2 separate regions of the Homo sapiens genome follow, and region 2 is linked to region 1. Evidence: read pairs that join two places in POLR2A ChIA-PET (ENCODE). Cell type or tissue: PC-3. All regions are shown on one strand. Links, peaks and the distances in the headings refer to the core of each region. The heading gives the core; the rest is flanking DNA. Region 1 overlaps BMPR1B (bone morphogenetic protein receptor type 1B). Region 2 has its middle 100 kb from the start of UNC5C-AS1.

Evidence for each region. ChIA-PET counts read pairs that join two places held together with the same protein. Peaks named below come from ENCODE experiments on the same cell type or tissue, not always from the same donor. Only the 100,000 strongest peaks of a DNase experiment are listed, where the experiment ranks them.
Region 2: POLR2A ChIA-PET joins it to region 1 with 7 read pairs; 1 of 35 experiments calls an interaction of 5 or more read pairs at or near these places.

What each region holds. Positions count from the first base shown.
Region 1 is chr4:94,922,184-94,930,278 of GRCh38, reverse strand. The region is part of intron 2 of BMPR1B (bone morphogenetic protein receptor type 1B); the gene reads right to left. Among named protein-coding and RNA genes, the nearest start is that of BMPR1B, 170 kb to the right of the region's middle. In PC-3, for the core only: no CTCF peak of the experiment used is centred there; DNase peaks (open chromatin) are centred at 4,178 and 5,518; H3K4me3 peaks cover 1,355 bases; H3K27ac peaks cover 3,719 bases.
Region 2 is chr4:95,646,836-95,654,930 of GRCh38, reverse strand. No RefSeq gene overlaps it. Among named protein-coding and RNA genes, the nearest start is that of UNC5C-AS1, 100 kb to the right of the region's middle. In PC-3, for the core only: no CTCF peak of the experiment used is centred there; no DNase peak of the experiment used is centred there; H3K27ac peaks cover 484 bases.

The DNA of each region.
Region 1 (8,095 bases), core at 1,936-6,935:
GCAATGCCATATATTCAAGGGTCTCATATGTTATACTGAAGTTTCTTCACTTTATTCTGAGAATCCATTTAGGAATTTTGGAAAAGTCACTTTGTATATACAACAGAGTGTATATAAAACAGACTAGAAGGTGCAAAACTGGCTGCAGGGAAACCAGTTAAGAGATAGTTGTGGTGATTCCGGTGAAAAACGATGTAATCCTAAACAGTCTTAGTTTAAAGTAGAGAATGGTGGACATACCTGAGAAGTATTAAGGAGACAGAACAAGCAAGCCTTAAAAACTGAGTTGAAGACACAGAGAAGTCAAGGAATCAGGGACAATTCCTAGGTTTCTGCTTTTGGCCACAAGGAGAACAGAGATGCAGTTTACTAATTAGGGAACACAGGAGGAAAAGCAAATCTGGTGGGGGAAGGGAAGACGAGGTTAGCTTGGGACATGGGACGTGTCAAGCTTGAAGTTCTTGTTTATCATTCCAAGTGGAGACGTGCAGAAATCATAGGACGTGAGGATCTGGTGCATAAGAGAGAGACCTGTGCTGGGATGTAAGATATGAGAGGCATCAGCTACAGTGCAGTTAAATGAAGTCATGAAAAGCGGGAAGAATGAGCCAGAATAGGGCTAAGAGAAGAAAGCTTCAAATTGATCTGAGAGCACCAAGAAGGGACACAGAGGAAATAGAGAAACTTGCAAAGGAACCAAAGCAGCAGCAGCACAAGTGGTCAGAAGTGGGTGAGGAGAGTCCAGAAAACACAGTTTTGAGAAGGGACTCCTGAGTGTTAAATGATCCTGAGATACACCAAAAGGACTTAAAGAAGGCCCTTAAATTTTGCAAAGAAGTAATTCATGACATTTGCAAAAGAGTTTTAGCAGAGAGATGATAACAGAAGTGATACAAAAGTTACAGAGGAGCAAATATGATGTGAGAACATACAGAGAGTGGTTCTAGCATAGGTCACGGCACATATTAAATGCTCCAAGTGATTCTAGTTTAGTTTCTCCACTGCAAGTCACACTGCCCAAGTTTTTAAGACATGCCACTATCCCCCAAGGCAATACCAAACAAATGTTTAACGACGGCTTTGACTGTAACCAAAATCTCAGTGGAAATTAAGAGAAGTGCTGTGGGACACTTACTGGATTAAAGCATTTAGGAATCTCTTAAGCCATCGTAGTAGCCAAGTTTCATGCTCCACAATCTAAGGAAGCTGGAATTGTTGGGAGGCATTGCCTTTGGTGGTTTTCAGTGCATGTATCATGAAAACTGTTCATAGAGTTGTGTCACAAATCATTTTATTTGTTCTTTTAAATGAATCTTATGGTCTGGGGGCATAAAAGTAAAAATAAATGAGTTTTATGAGAATAGTAAAATTAATTTATCCCTAAAACTCATAAAATACAAATATAACATCAAAATAGATTATGCCATAGATTCTGTATGACATAAATGACTTAGTAATGTTACCCCAATTAATTGCTCAGTTGATTATTATTCAACCACATAAAAGATATAAACAGGTAAAATATCTTATATGAACCAAAGACCAATGAGCAAAAATAAGGGGCCTGTTTTATATCTTTACATGTTTTCATATCTCAGGCAAAACAGCTATAGTGCCAGCCATCTGTTTATTCACATTAGCATCTAGCCAAACAATAATATTTTTTCTTATATTACTAAGGGACTTGCCAAAAAAAAAAACAACCCAGCCTTCCACTTAATTTGCATGACAACATAGGAGGAGGGCCCGCCCAATGCTGTCTCAAAAGAATCAACCAGAAATTAGAATGAGATTTCAACTCTTAAAAATATTTTTAGTTTATCAAGATGAAAATGTAACTGATCTGCCTTCATGCACAATAATACCAGTTTCTGCCTACACCTTATCTCGAGGAAATTTATAAAAGAACTACACACACCCATTCGGAAGATTTGCAGCTACAAACATTTTTAAAAATAAACAGTGGTGCATGCCTGTAGTCCTAGCTACTTGGGACGTGGAAGCAGGAGTATCTCTTGAGTCCAAGAGCTTGAGGTTACAGTGAGCTATGATCATACCACTGCCCTCCAGCCTGGGCAACATAGCTTTATTTCTCTTTCTAAAAAAAAAAAAAATACAATAAAACAGAAAATAAAATAAAAAATAACCACATACACATATTTAATCATTTGACGAGACTTTCGCCTACTAGAGCAATATAAGAAAAAGCACTTTTACCAAATTCCTACATTTACTCTCCACAAACAGCTCCTCTTCTGACTGCCCAGTTTCTGTTAACAAAAATAACCAACATTCCAGAGATACTCAGCCTCAAAACTTTGGTGTTATCATCCTCCATATCCAATTAGCTGCCAAATACAATGGATTCCACATACTCGATGTGCCAGGCAATGGTCTCTTTCTTTACATTACCTCTGCCACAATGCAATTAGGCCCTTTACTATCTCTATCTGTGCAACTTTCTGAATGCATTCCAGTTCTTCCTAAGCAGAGTCCCAACTGCTCTCCATAAAGTCCAGTTCCAAGTTACTGCTTTTCAGCTTTCAATGGTTCTCCCCTGCCTGGCAAATTAAGTGAATACTCCTTGGCCTGGGATTTAAGATCCATAACATGGCAGTTTCCTTCATGCACAACGATTTCAGGCTTGCTATCCTGGAACTGCATTTCCCAGTTTCTGACCTCCCTAACATCACTATGCTATTTCTGCCAACTGAATGTCCTTTTCTCCCATCTTCTCTCACCAAAAGACTACTTGATCCTTCAATAATAATCTCAAACATCTGTTTCTTCATAAACTCAAACATCAATTTCTTCATGATGATTTTACTTTCCCCATTCATCTCTGATCCTGCCCTTTTAGGAGCCCTCACAGAATGTCTGTGCCTTGTATAGTTCCTATGTTTCATTTTGAATATTGTTTATTTTTGCTTTTGCCTTAAATGCCATTAGCAATCCACTGGCTCCATGAGGGCAGGAAATGCACTACAATTATTTCTCATCTAGAGGAGCCTAATGATCTGATCATAGTAACACTGTCATTATTTGCTGAATTTAATTGAAAATGTTAATATGTTAGCACGAGTTTGAAGCCAAATCAATTCATCAGTGACTCGCAAGGAATGAACAAACCAGTCTGTCCACTAGAGCTTTTATTGTCCCTTTCTTGTGCACCAAGCCTGTGACTTGCACTAGTTGTGTCCAGATCATCTGAGTTCACCAGTTATTGTTAGCAAAACTTAAGAATTGTGGGTAAATGGATTATACACAAATAACTTTCAAAGAAAGTAAATATTAGGTCAATTTTGAGAAAGGAAATATCTTTTTAAAAATAACTCTTTTGATTCTACCAAAGAAAAAACATGCATTTAATAAGTTTTCAAAATAAAATGAGACAGTTTAAATTACACATTTTTGTAAAGGTCAACACATAAGTTAATTTGAGGTCCTCTGTTTTCTAAACATTATCTACTAGATTTTCACCTATGAATACCATTGAAGGTATTATTTTTAACTATTTTTTTAAACCACAAAAAGCAAAGGTAGCCATTTACACAAACACACACACACACCCCTATAAATCATTATAACACTGTAAGATTCAAGAAAATAGTGACAGTTTTAAAAAATGCAACCTAATGTATAGCCAAATAACTCATGAAACTCAGCATGCACTGCTGACTTTGGACATGATCACCAAATTTAACAAGGTGTTTGTGAGAGAAACAAATTAAGAAAGGTCCCCAGAGTATCCATTCAAAATGACAGATGCATCTGAACTCTGGGGCAAACTCCTCTAAGCTAATATTGTGCTTGGCCTTAAATAAAAATTGTAAAATCTAAACATCTTGAATTTAAATAATAATTCAGAATGTAGGAAAACACTGCAAAAGTCAGGCTATCAAGCATATTAGAGCCATCTAAGGCCTAAATATAATCATGTAATTGGTCTTTACGGATAAGACCAAGAAGAGTCTGATACAAAATTTGCGAAACCTATAAAACATCTATTCAGAACGAAAAGCACCAAATATCCTGCAGTGCAAAGTGAAAGAGCATACCTATTTTTCATAAATATTCTTTCCTGGGCATTCATCACTGAGTCACACATATTAGAGCTGTCATTTTCAAAGAAAGGAAGAAAAGGAGGGAGGCAGGGAGGGAGGAAGGGAGGGGAAGGAAAGGAAGGGAGAGAAGGGGAGGGAGACGGGAGGGATTGGGGGGGAGGGAGGGTAGGAGGGAGGGGAAGGAAAGGACAAAAGGGAAGGGAAGGGGAGGAAAGAGGAGGAAAGGGGAGGGAGGAAGGGAGGAGGGGAGGAAGGAAGGAGAAATGTGTGCCTTGCAGGTAATCTTTGCTGCGTGAAATTGGATTGCTGAAAACTACCATTCATTGAATTCTTATAAAGCCCTGATTGCTGCCTATCACCATTTGGCACAAACTAAGAAAAGTTATTTTCCACTAACACCCCACCAACTATCACAACTCATTCAGCTTTAAAAATTTACTTGGTTCTTTGCCTTATTTTTTGAATAGTTGGTTCAAGTCCTTACAAATATCCAAATTCCCATTAAAATCTCTCCGGTACCATGTCCAAGTTTCAAAGCTCTTCAGTGCTTTTCTTTACATGTGGATTTTATATGGACTTAGAATTTTTAAGGCATGTGCTCTTGGTTGTTTTGCTAACACTGGGTGAAAGACTTGGGCTCATCTGTGAAATTCACAAATAGTGAGTTTGTGAAAGTCACAAATTTTAACTTCTGATAACACTTAGGATATGACTGGCTAAGGTTTGGAAGCCAGTATGTGATTAAGAAACACAACAGTAAAATTCACTGACTTATATCAAAACAGACTACTTATCTTTGACATCATTAATTCTTAGCCTCCCTATAGTCCTGTGTATTGCCTCAGAATTACAGATTAATAGAAAAATGACCACTTTTCATCATTCCTATGTCCATTCCTTTTTTTCAAAATTTGCATAGTTAAAAATTATATTTCTAGAGTGAAGAAAGGAGAGAGGTCAACATAAATTGTGAAACTGACTAAAAGTGTAAGACATTTATGCTGCTGGTATGGGAGGAATCCATATTCTTAATGTCATGCTTGGAGTCTGGGTGGCTACAAGGCAGGTGATTCTAAATAGGAAGAGGGAGATTGACCAATTTCTGATTTCACAGACATAAGTTCCAGTTCTTGAAGGCAGAGAGGACAAGCATGATCTAATATGTATTTTGTATACCTCAAAACAAACTCTTCACTTAATAGGTGAGGAAACTACAGTCTAAGTGGCCAGGAGATTTTACTTCTAGGAAAGTAAGTTAAATTGGAAGGATACCAAAGGCTTTGATGTAGCAGCCAAAGTTCAGTGGCAATAAATTATTCAAATTAACATAAACATGAAGAAGATTTTTTGGCTCACATCACTGAAAAGTTAAGTAGTATAAGCCTCAGGTAAGGCCTGATTCAGTGGTTCAACAAATAACCAAAGACTCACATCCTCAGTGATATGTGTCATACGGTATGTGTGTCACTGTATGACACACATCACTATAGCAAGAAACGTTAAATACACTGATTGTCTTGATCTAAGTTGCACACATGATGTGAAGTCAGCTTCCCTGAAAATTTATGAATACTCAGAAGGAAACCATGGACTGTCTTGTTGGAGAGAAGTGGCAAATGAATGTTGGAGGTCAGTAAAACAGTCCACCTTAACATGCATGTCTGGGACACATTCTGATCCTACACCTGAGGCTTCTGTCCCCACTCTTTATCATAGTCCTTGTTTTGAGAGCAGTGATGGGGTAAACAAGGATGTATTTATTGTCAAAAGATGAAAAATGCCCCCAAGTATCCTTATTCCTAATTCAGGGAGTAGTAGACTAGGTATCCTAATAGGTTCTCCAACTACTCCAAGTTTTATAATGTTGAGAAAGCAAAATGTAATGCAAAAAAGTTAGTATCTTCTCCAACTTAAGAGTACAGTAAGTTTTGCTTAGAAACTTAAGGGCAAGGAAATAATTATACAAGAAAATCACATAAACAATAAAATAATTCAGCCAATAGAATAGTTTCAGTAATTCTGAAGCTCCAACTTTATCTTGCTTGTCCTAGAAAAAGTGAAGAAAACTAACTATAGTTGCCATATACGGGTAATACAGATGTGTCAAGTAGCAGGGAAAAAATACTCCTCGGAAGGGTCAAGGATTTCTTCCAAAAATGAAAGAGAACATCACAGTCCCCCAAACAGCATATGCTAGTCAAGACATAGCATCCTTAAGTTGGATGCTATAATAACTGGAAGCAACCCAGTGTCAAAGGCAACCCATCAAGAGTGGTTTATGCATGTTATTTAGTGTCACACTATAGATTTTCCTAAGACCCAGTCCAAGTGTGAGCAGGACCTTTCCGGAAATCACAGTCAAAGAGATCTAGAACCCAAATTATCTTTGAGCCGAAAGATCATCTAATCTAGAACATCTCAAACTGTGCCTAGAGGTAGGGGCAAACAGGGCAGAGAAGGTTTTATAACCACCCCTCTCTTCCCACTATTTCACCTCCAACAAGAACACATCTGATTTTATCTATTCTACAAAAACAGCTTCTGGAAATAAATTCATTTGAATAAAAAGCTTTGGGGCTAAAAAGAATAGCTAATCTAAACTTATTATTATTCAATCTGAGAAACTTAAGTCCAAGAAGGTTCACTCATTTATCAAGTGGAAGTGCCAAAACTTAAACCAGGGCTCTCAAATTCATTCAGTAAGAATGGCATATCTACTGCTAGTCATTACCTTGAGTAGTCTCTAAACCAGATACACCTCACCAACAAGTAAATCAGAATATCTAAATACTCCCTTCAATTTCAATATTTCCTTTATTTCCTTTCATAAATCCAAAATTTCAGAGTACATAAGCCTGTTGCATTCACATCCCAACTGTAGGTGGTATGTGACTGTGGGATAGGTACTAAACTCCTGTAAAACTATTTTCTCATCGGCAAATAGGAATAATATTATGCTACCTCTAAAGGAGGTAGCATGTTAAAATGTTTTCATTTTAAAAACTTCACCATCATGTACATAAAAAATGAAGAGAAGGACATTCTATAGAACAGTTACAAAGCAAAATGTCTGACAAAGATAAACAAAGTATATAAGATAAATTAATTATACATAATTGTATGTTGCATGTTTACAGCATTTTAGAGACCCATGGTGGAAAATAGGTCAATGAAATAGCACTTTTGATGTGAGTTCCTTTGGGATATATTAACCTAATGGCAGCATAGAAGCAATGGTGAGCACTCTATCCAATTTGGCTCTTCGGAACTCAAAATAAAGAGAAAATTTTAGTACAACCTAGAGAAGAAATGTTGACAATTGTTAAAAGATTGCATAATTTGGGGTCTGGATAGCAAATGATCAATTTAACCTTATAGAGGGTGTAAAGGTATTTTAACATTTATCTAAATAAAGAGTATTAGGTTGGCTTTATGGATCATACTGTTGATTCTTATTCAGAATAAAGACACAGCAAGTGGTTACCCAGAGACAAAATCTGGCTTTCAGGAGTAATTTTCCACACAGTCAGTGCATGCTTACTAATATTATTTTATATAAGATAATTGTAATATATATCATAATTGAGATAAAGTTTCTAGAAGTCACACTGATGAAGAAATTACCATCAAAGGTTCCCGCATGCTTTAGATTTTGCAATCTTATAACCAACTTAGAAAGAACAAAAATAATAGTGCTAAAACATTATCAACAGACTATTGAAATTAATTTCTGTAGTCTGCAAAACGAAACTAATTTTGCACTTTATATACATAATGTTTTATTTGTGGTTTGCTTTATCCATTAAACATTGCTATTGTGTTGACAGCACAATAGAATGAGAATGACATATAGGCATCTCTCAGTCTCTCTCTCATACACACACGCACACGTCCCACAAGAGGTATCCACATGTTACACACACATATAAGAAAAGTGCTAGGCCAGGCACAATGACTCATGCCTGTAATCCCAGCATTTTGGGAGGCCAAGGTAGGAGGACTGCTTGAGCCCAGGAGTTCAATACCAGATG
Region 2 (8,095 bases), core at 1,595-6,594, 720 kb before region 1:
ACTATTATAAAATTCATATGGAACCACAAAATAGCCTGAATAGCCAAAGCACTCCTAAGCAAAAAGAATGACCCAGAGGGATTACATTACCCAATTTCAAACTATACTAGAATGCTACAGTAACCAAAACAGCATAATACTGGTACAAAAACAGATATATACACCAATGGAACAGAATGGAGAACCCAGAAATAAAACTGCACACCTACAACCCTCTGACTTATGACAAAGTTGACAAAAATAAGCAATGGGGAAAGGCATCTCTATTCAATAAATGGCTAGCCATGTGCAAATGAATAAAATTATACCCCTATCTTTCACCATATACAAACATTAACTCAAGATGGATTAAATATTTAAATGTAAGACCCCAAACTATAAGAATTCTAGAAGAAAACCCAGGAAACACCATTTGGGACATCAGCCTTGGGAAGGAATTTATGACTAATTCCTCAAAAACAATGGCAACAAAAACAAAACTTGATAAGTGGGACCTAATTAAACTAAAGAACTTCTGCACAGGAAAGAACTATCAACAGAGAATTTACAGAATAGGAGAAAATATTTGACAACTATACATCTGAGAAAGGTCTAATATCCAAATGTATAGGAAATTAAACAATTCAACAAGCAAAAAACATATAATCCCAGTTAAAAATGAGCAAAAGACACAACAGGCATTTCTCATAATACGATAGAAATGCAGCCATCAAACATGCAAAACAAGTTCCACATTACTAATCATCAGATAAATGCAAATCAAAACTGGAATGAGATACCATCTCACATCAGTCAGAATAATTATTATTAAAACATCAATAAACAAATGCAGGCAAAGCTGCAGAGAAAAGGGAAAGTGTAGGTACTATCGGTGGGAATGTCAATTAGTTCAGCCACTGTGAAAAGTAGTTTAGAGATTTATCAAAGAACTTAGAACTACCATTCAACCCAGCAATCCCATTACTGGGTATCCATCTAAAAGAAAATAAATAGTCCTACCAAAAAGACACAGTTACTTGTATGTTCATTGCAGCACTATTCACAATAACAAAGGTATGGAATCAATCTAGGTGCCCATCAATTGTTGACTGGATAAAGAAAATGTGGTATACATATATCATGGATACTATGCAGCCATATGAAAGAACAAAATCATGTCCTTTGCAACAACATAGATGCAACAGGAGGCCATTATCCCAAGTGAATTAACACAGAAACAGTAAACCAAATACCACATGTACTCACTTAGAAGTGGGAGCTAAACAATGGGTACTCATGTACGTAAAGATGGCAACAGTAGACCCTGGGGACTACTAGAGCAGGGATGAAGAGAAGGGGGCAAGGGTTAAAAAACTATTGGGTATTATACTCAGTACCTGGGTGACAGGATCAATCATACCCCAAACGTCAACCTCATACAATATACCCAGGTAACAAATCTGCATGTGTACCCCCTGAATCTAAAATAAAAGTTGAAATTATTTTCAAAATAATAATAAATATCACCATTTTGCAGTCCATAGTGAATTAATGAATTTAGATAAATGATAGATTTGGAAAAAGAGGCATCCACGCTTCCTTTTGGAAATACACAAAACATCCTCTGAAGTATTTATGCCAAAGAATCTAACCTGAAGATGATCAAGCCCATAGATCTAACTTCCCAGTTTCAGGAAAAATGAATCAGAGGAACATATTACATAATTCCATAGGAAAATTCAGACTGTCATGAATTATAAGACGAATGACTCAGCTTCTTCAAAACGTAAATTGCAAGATAAAAGAGAGAAAAGTATTAGTATTTTAAAATTAAAAGACTTACATATATAAACCAATTACAGTCCGAAAAGTTGTTTGTCTCTTGGTCTCACTTGAACATTTTTGTGAAACAACAGGCCATATTTGAACATGGACTATGAGATTTTCTATTAAGTTATTATTTTTAGTGTAGTAGGGATATCAAAAAATTTTTAAAAGCTTGTAGTATGTAGATATATGTATTGAATACAGATTAAAGATATGACTGATATTTGCTTCAAATTAAAATCAAGGAAGGTGAGTGTGGCTATAAATGAAACAAACTGGCACTGAGTTGTAATTGTTGAGTTTGAGTTAATAGGTATATGCCATTGAATTATATTATTTTCTATACCTTTACATATATTTGGAAATTTTTATTTTTTATATAGATATATATAAAATATATATGTATATATATGTGTGCGTGTATATATATATATGTGTGTGTGTGTATATATATATACTTTTTTTTTTTTTTGAGACAGGGTCTCGCTCTGTCACCCGGGCTGGAGTATGGTGGTGCCATCTCGGCTCACTGCAAGCTCCACCTCTTGGGTTCATGCCATTCTCCTGCCTCAGCCTCCCGAGTAGCTGGGACTACAGGTGCCCGCCACCACACATGGCTAATTTTTTGTATTTTTAGTAGAGATGGGGTTTCACCATGTTAGCCAGGATGGTCTCGATCTCCTGACCTCCTGATCCGCCCGCCTCAGCCTCCCAAAGTGCTGGGTTTACAGGCGTGAGCCACCGCGCCCGGCCTATAATATATATTTTTAATTAAAAATAAAGGATATGTGTTTTAGATTTTTGCTATAAGGCCATGAAAAGCACTTTTAATTTTGATGGTTGTATCACCACGTCTTGTGTAGTCCTACAATGGTATACATTTCATACATGACAATTCCTATGATTAAAGTAGCTTCTCCTTGATCTGTTTTGTTTCTGGCACATGAGACACCAGCAACCTTATGGATTAGGACATGTCTTTATGCCCAGGCTCTAAGACATGAGGCTAGAGCTAACAATAAAAGTAATGACTAAGCACTGTCTGTTATTTACCTTTAGTTAGATGCTCAAAGCTTTGCTTTGAATTCAACAATAAGCCAATGTAGTTTTGGCTGAAAATAGTCACTTAATTTTATAGCTTATTGACTTTGACAGTCTAAGAGAACATGAATTGTAGAGAGATTTGATGTACATGGGAATAAAGTGATTGGGCTAGTGTCTTATTATCCTTGCACCTCCACTTTTTCCCATTGTGCCTGGCATACAGTAAGTAATAAATAAATTTTGATTTATCATTTTAAAAAGGAAGAGAGAGGTTGAGGGAAAGAGAGCTAGAGGAAGGGAGGGAGGGAGAATGGAAGGAAGCTGTACCATTTATCTATTGTTGCAATAATGCTGTGTAAAAAGAACCATGAAACCTCAGTGGCATACAAAAATCAGCTTTCTGTGCCCAATTGTCTGGGGTACTTTCTAGGTAGATCTGCTGAACTTTATTGCATTTGCAGGTCTCAGATGAGACAACAGGAATATATTGGCTGTACAACATGTCTCTTACAGTCTAGCAGGCTAGATCAGGTATGTCCTCATGGTAATAGAAACAGTACAAGAGAGAGAGCAAGCTCAATCATTCAAGTACTTTTCCAGCTTCTGCTTGGTCGTGTTTTGCTGCATCCTGCTGACCCAAGCAAGACACACAGCCAATCTGAGAACATTACTAAGTTAGATGACAAAGGACACGAATACCTGGAGCTGGGAAGACTAAGGCCTTTTTTTTGTTTGTTTTGGCCATCTTCCACAACAGAAATAAAAATATTAAATACGTGGCTGAGCACATGGGAGCTCTGAATATTGATTGCTTTTCTCTTTCAACTCCTAAACAAAGACAATTGGAATTATAGTGCCAATTAACTGAATTAACTTTTGGCTTTGATTTTTTTTAGTTCCATTGGAGCTTTTATATCATATTTTCATTAATCCAACAAATATTTATTGAGTTCAACCTCTTTGCAAATATCTGTATAAAGCATTGTCATTTGCACATGGTAACTACTTGATAAATATTGACTTAAACAGCAATTTTAGTCATAGATTCTTTGTCTATGTAGCCCCATTTCTTATTTGGCATCATTATCTCATATCCAAGAGTTGTTCTAGGTGAATCAAGTGTTAGCCTGCTTCTCCACTCCTTATATTTCCTTGGATATGGAGGGAGCCCCATCTTCTAGGATCCTTGGCCTCTGTATCCATATTCTGACTCCACATCAGGTGGACAGCTTTTTAACTAGTGAGCATGGAAGGAGAAACTGAGCACTTGTAGTTCTATCTTTCTATTTCTCTTTATAGAACAGTTTTAAACCAAAGCTATTTTTCTACTTTGATCCTCTAAGAAGTCCCTGTTACTGTGGGAAGAATCCCACCCAATTTGGGGCTGAACACGAAGAAGCTTACTTTGCCTTCCAATAGAAGCCTCCAGTATTCTTTGTATCCACAAAAGAGGCATTTTGGTTTCTGTTTCCTTGATTCTGGTTTAGAACTGGTATGTGGAAAATACATTCTAGTTATGCTTCCCCACCTTCGAGATACATCCAGTAACTCATATTTTATTATTCTCCAGTGACATATTGTACTTATTATCAGAGTGTTGGTAGTCACATGCATTAGAACTAATCCAAAGTAGAATACATGAATACGTTGCCCAGACTACATAATCAGTGGCTTCCTCAAATGTTTTTCCAGGATGGCAGTGTGCATACAGTGCTAAATGCTTGACCAAAAGTTTTAAATATAATCAATTATCTGATCTATAAAATGATTAATATCCAGAACTTTGAAAATATCAAAATGACACCCTTTCTTATATGCTTTTCAGTGTCAACTTTTGTCTGCGGATTTAATTTAAAGTCACTTTTACACTGAAAATTTCAATAGCCTCCATTTTCAATAACATGTTTCTTTTTATTTCCCAAATGATCTACTAACTTTAGTTTTGTGTAGTGTATTTTATGCAAGTATTTTCCCAAACCAGTTGTATAATATATTTTAAAAAATCAAAGATAGCTAGCTAATCTTGCAAATAGAGATGCTGGATATACAAATTTTAAGTGACATCAGCCCTGGCCTATGTTTGAAAATAAAGAGTAGTTAATTTCCGTGATTTACTATTATTTACACTTATTTGCTAACAACTTATATTTAAGCTTATTTTTAACCATCAAAAGAGTATTTCCAGGTATGTAATATAAGTGTTTTGTTTATGAGTAATGAAATTATTATAATTATACTCACAGATTACTTATTTGGTTCCAAACTGAACGGTGAGTAATAATAAAGTGAATTAAACATTATTTATGAGTTAAGCTGTACCTTTTCATGACCTACTGTGCTTTCAGTGGTAAGCAAGGGCATAGGAAAGATAAGATCTATCATATCTTATCTTTCTATCTTGTATTTCTATCTCCATAGAAATACAGTTCATCCTTCTTGTTCAAAAAGTGTTTGGATAGGGTTCACTACTGATTTGAAATTTAAATAAAATTTTGCTCCGGAGTGAGAAGATTTTGTTAGTCATGCATGTATTGCTTTTTTTCTAATATGACCTCTGTTTTCAAATGAATGACTTGTTCCTCTTCAAAAGCTGATGGATTCTATGAGGGGGAAAATCTACTACAGCTTTGAAAGACAACTATTTGCTTTTAATGCTTATTTCAATATTTTTTGATGCAGAAGCTAAAATGCATCAAAACCAATTTTCCTGGTTTTATTTATATCAGGCTTATCATTTTGGAAATGTACTAGGTATACGAATTTAATGGAAGGACTGTGACTTTTCATGCAATCCTAAACATGGCTCTTAATTTAAACATACTGAAAAATGTGAAAAGTGTGGGATAAAAATAACATTGCTTTACTTATACTAGATAGTGGGTCTCTTTGGTTGCATTATATGACTGAGTTGCAAAACAAATATATAGAGTACATATATTGTGTTCTTTTCATATTACCTCTTTTATAGTAGGAAATTGACTGATGTAGTTGATTAAGCCCATTTCACCAGAAAATGAGGCAAAGTTTATTTTACTCTATCTAAAAATAATTTTAAAGGCCAACTCTAATCTCATATGTAAATAGCTATTAGCTAGGTACTAGAGATGCCTTTCATTGTCATCAAAATTAAAACCTTTATATAGCACAAGAAAATAGATTCATTTTGTAAAATAATACTCTTTCATTCTGCCTGGGAAGCCTTGAGGTTTTAGCAATAATAACTGTAGAATTAATATTAACACTTATTTTTGTTCATAGAAAATTATATTTACAGAGATTTAACCTTTTAATTTAAAGATTTAACATTTTAAATTTAACATTTTAATCAGTGGAGTTTTCAGATTTTTTTTTAATTCACAATCGCTGTTGTCCTTAGATGTTTTTTATAGCTCAGATAATTCAAAAGATGAGCATAAATTTAAAAAGCTTAGCCAAGGTCTACCATAAAAGCAAAAAAGAATTATACAGCTCTCTGTGTACAATGGGTAAAACTGTAAAACAAAAATCACTTCTTAAAAAGTATTTTATTGTTCTTTTATTAAATCATTGGACATATATTAAGTGGCAACTTATGCTAGCTACAGCACTAAGTCTGTAAGAAAGAAGGAAAACAAAAATCTGCTAGCATATTTAAGCTTTGTAATTATTTTAGGACACAGGGTTGGGTACTATTATACTCTTTATTTTCTAGATGAACACACTGAAGCTAGCTATGTTAAATAAATTTCCCAGGCTATACAGCTGGGAAATGGTAGAGATTGAATCTGGATTTATGCTTTTTGGCATTATATCATAGATGACTCTTTTTTACTTGATGGTTTATTTGCTTATTTCCTCCACTAGACCCTAAACTCCTTGAATTCTGAAATTTATACATTTTCCTCCCCTTGAAAATACCTTTGCGAATCACATTATCTGGAACTCACTAAATGTGGCACTCACAATAAATGCTTAAACAGTCTCCATTTAAAAGTCATTTTTATTAGTGGGTCTTTCCTATCATATTTAAAATTATAAATCTATCCCATCCCCCCACACCAATTTTCCCTAAGTTTCAACTCTGTCTATTTTCCTTATTCTTATGACCATTTGACACACACACACACACACACACACACACACACACACACATATATATATTTTTTTTATAGGTTTATTATTATCTTTCAATCTTTGCTGGAAACTAAGCTCTATGAAATAAAATGTTTTTGTCTGCTTTTCTCACAGCTGAGACAAAATAGTGCTGGAACATAGTACAACATTTAATAAATATTTGTCGAATGAATTAATAAACATCCGGTTATCGGGATATAAAATAGACATCAGAGAAAACCCAGCTTGAAAGCCACTGCAAAAATCCAGATGCTGACTAGCATGACTAAAATGGTGGTAGTGAAAAGAGGAGAGAAAATAATGAGTCTAAGAAACATTTAAGGGATAAGCAAGGTTGGTCTTGCTTACCAAATAGATAAACATTAGGCAGTGTCTTTTACATGTGCAAAGACTTACATGACATCAAATGAATTCCTGGCATCTTAGAGCTGGAAAAACTTAGACCTCAAGGTCATCACACTTTGTCCCCTCAATATGAGGAGGAAACTGAGATTCAGGCTGGTTATGTAACATACCCAAGAGTTCCCCTACTACGACATGTTTCTTTGGTAAGCAGCAGCATCTAGGTTTATAATGTATCATTGTAATTTTTGTGAAGGTAAAATTTAATATGAAGTTTTGGTTAATTTTGGTATGCACCAAAATCAGTTGTGAACTGAACTAATGGGTCCCTCTGATTAGTTCTTATGTATTTCTAGCCATTCAACCACTCCTCTCTAACCCAAATATCAATATTTTGCATATGGAACTAAATAATAGCAAAGTCTAAACTTAAACAAAATTCTAAATGGGTAATGAGAAAATTAGAAACTATAAAATACAGGGAAATTCCATAATAAGAGTTTGATAAGATTATGCCTTTTGTACTTGCAATACATCTATTAAATGTTAAAATTGATCTTTAGAGCTAGCTGAATATAAACGTTTTTCTGATACTTAAGAATGTTACAAGAGGAAAAAGTTCATCTTAGCAAGGTTGTAAATGAAATTTAAAAAGGTTATTTCAGAGTACAAATTTGAACCATAACACAGAAAAACTAGCATTTTAAAAATTTCCTTTTATTCATAAAATTAAACTTGAAAGAGTGGTTTTAACACCATGCTATTCCAATTCTCAGACTTGTTACACTCT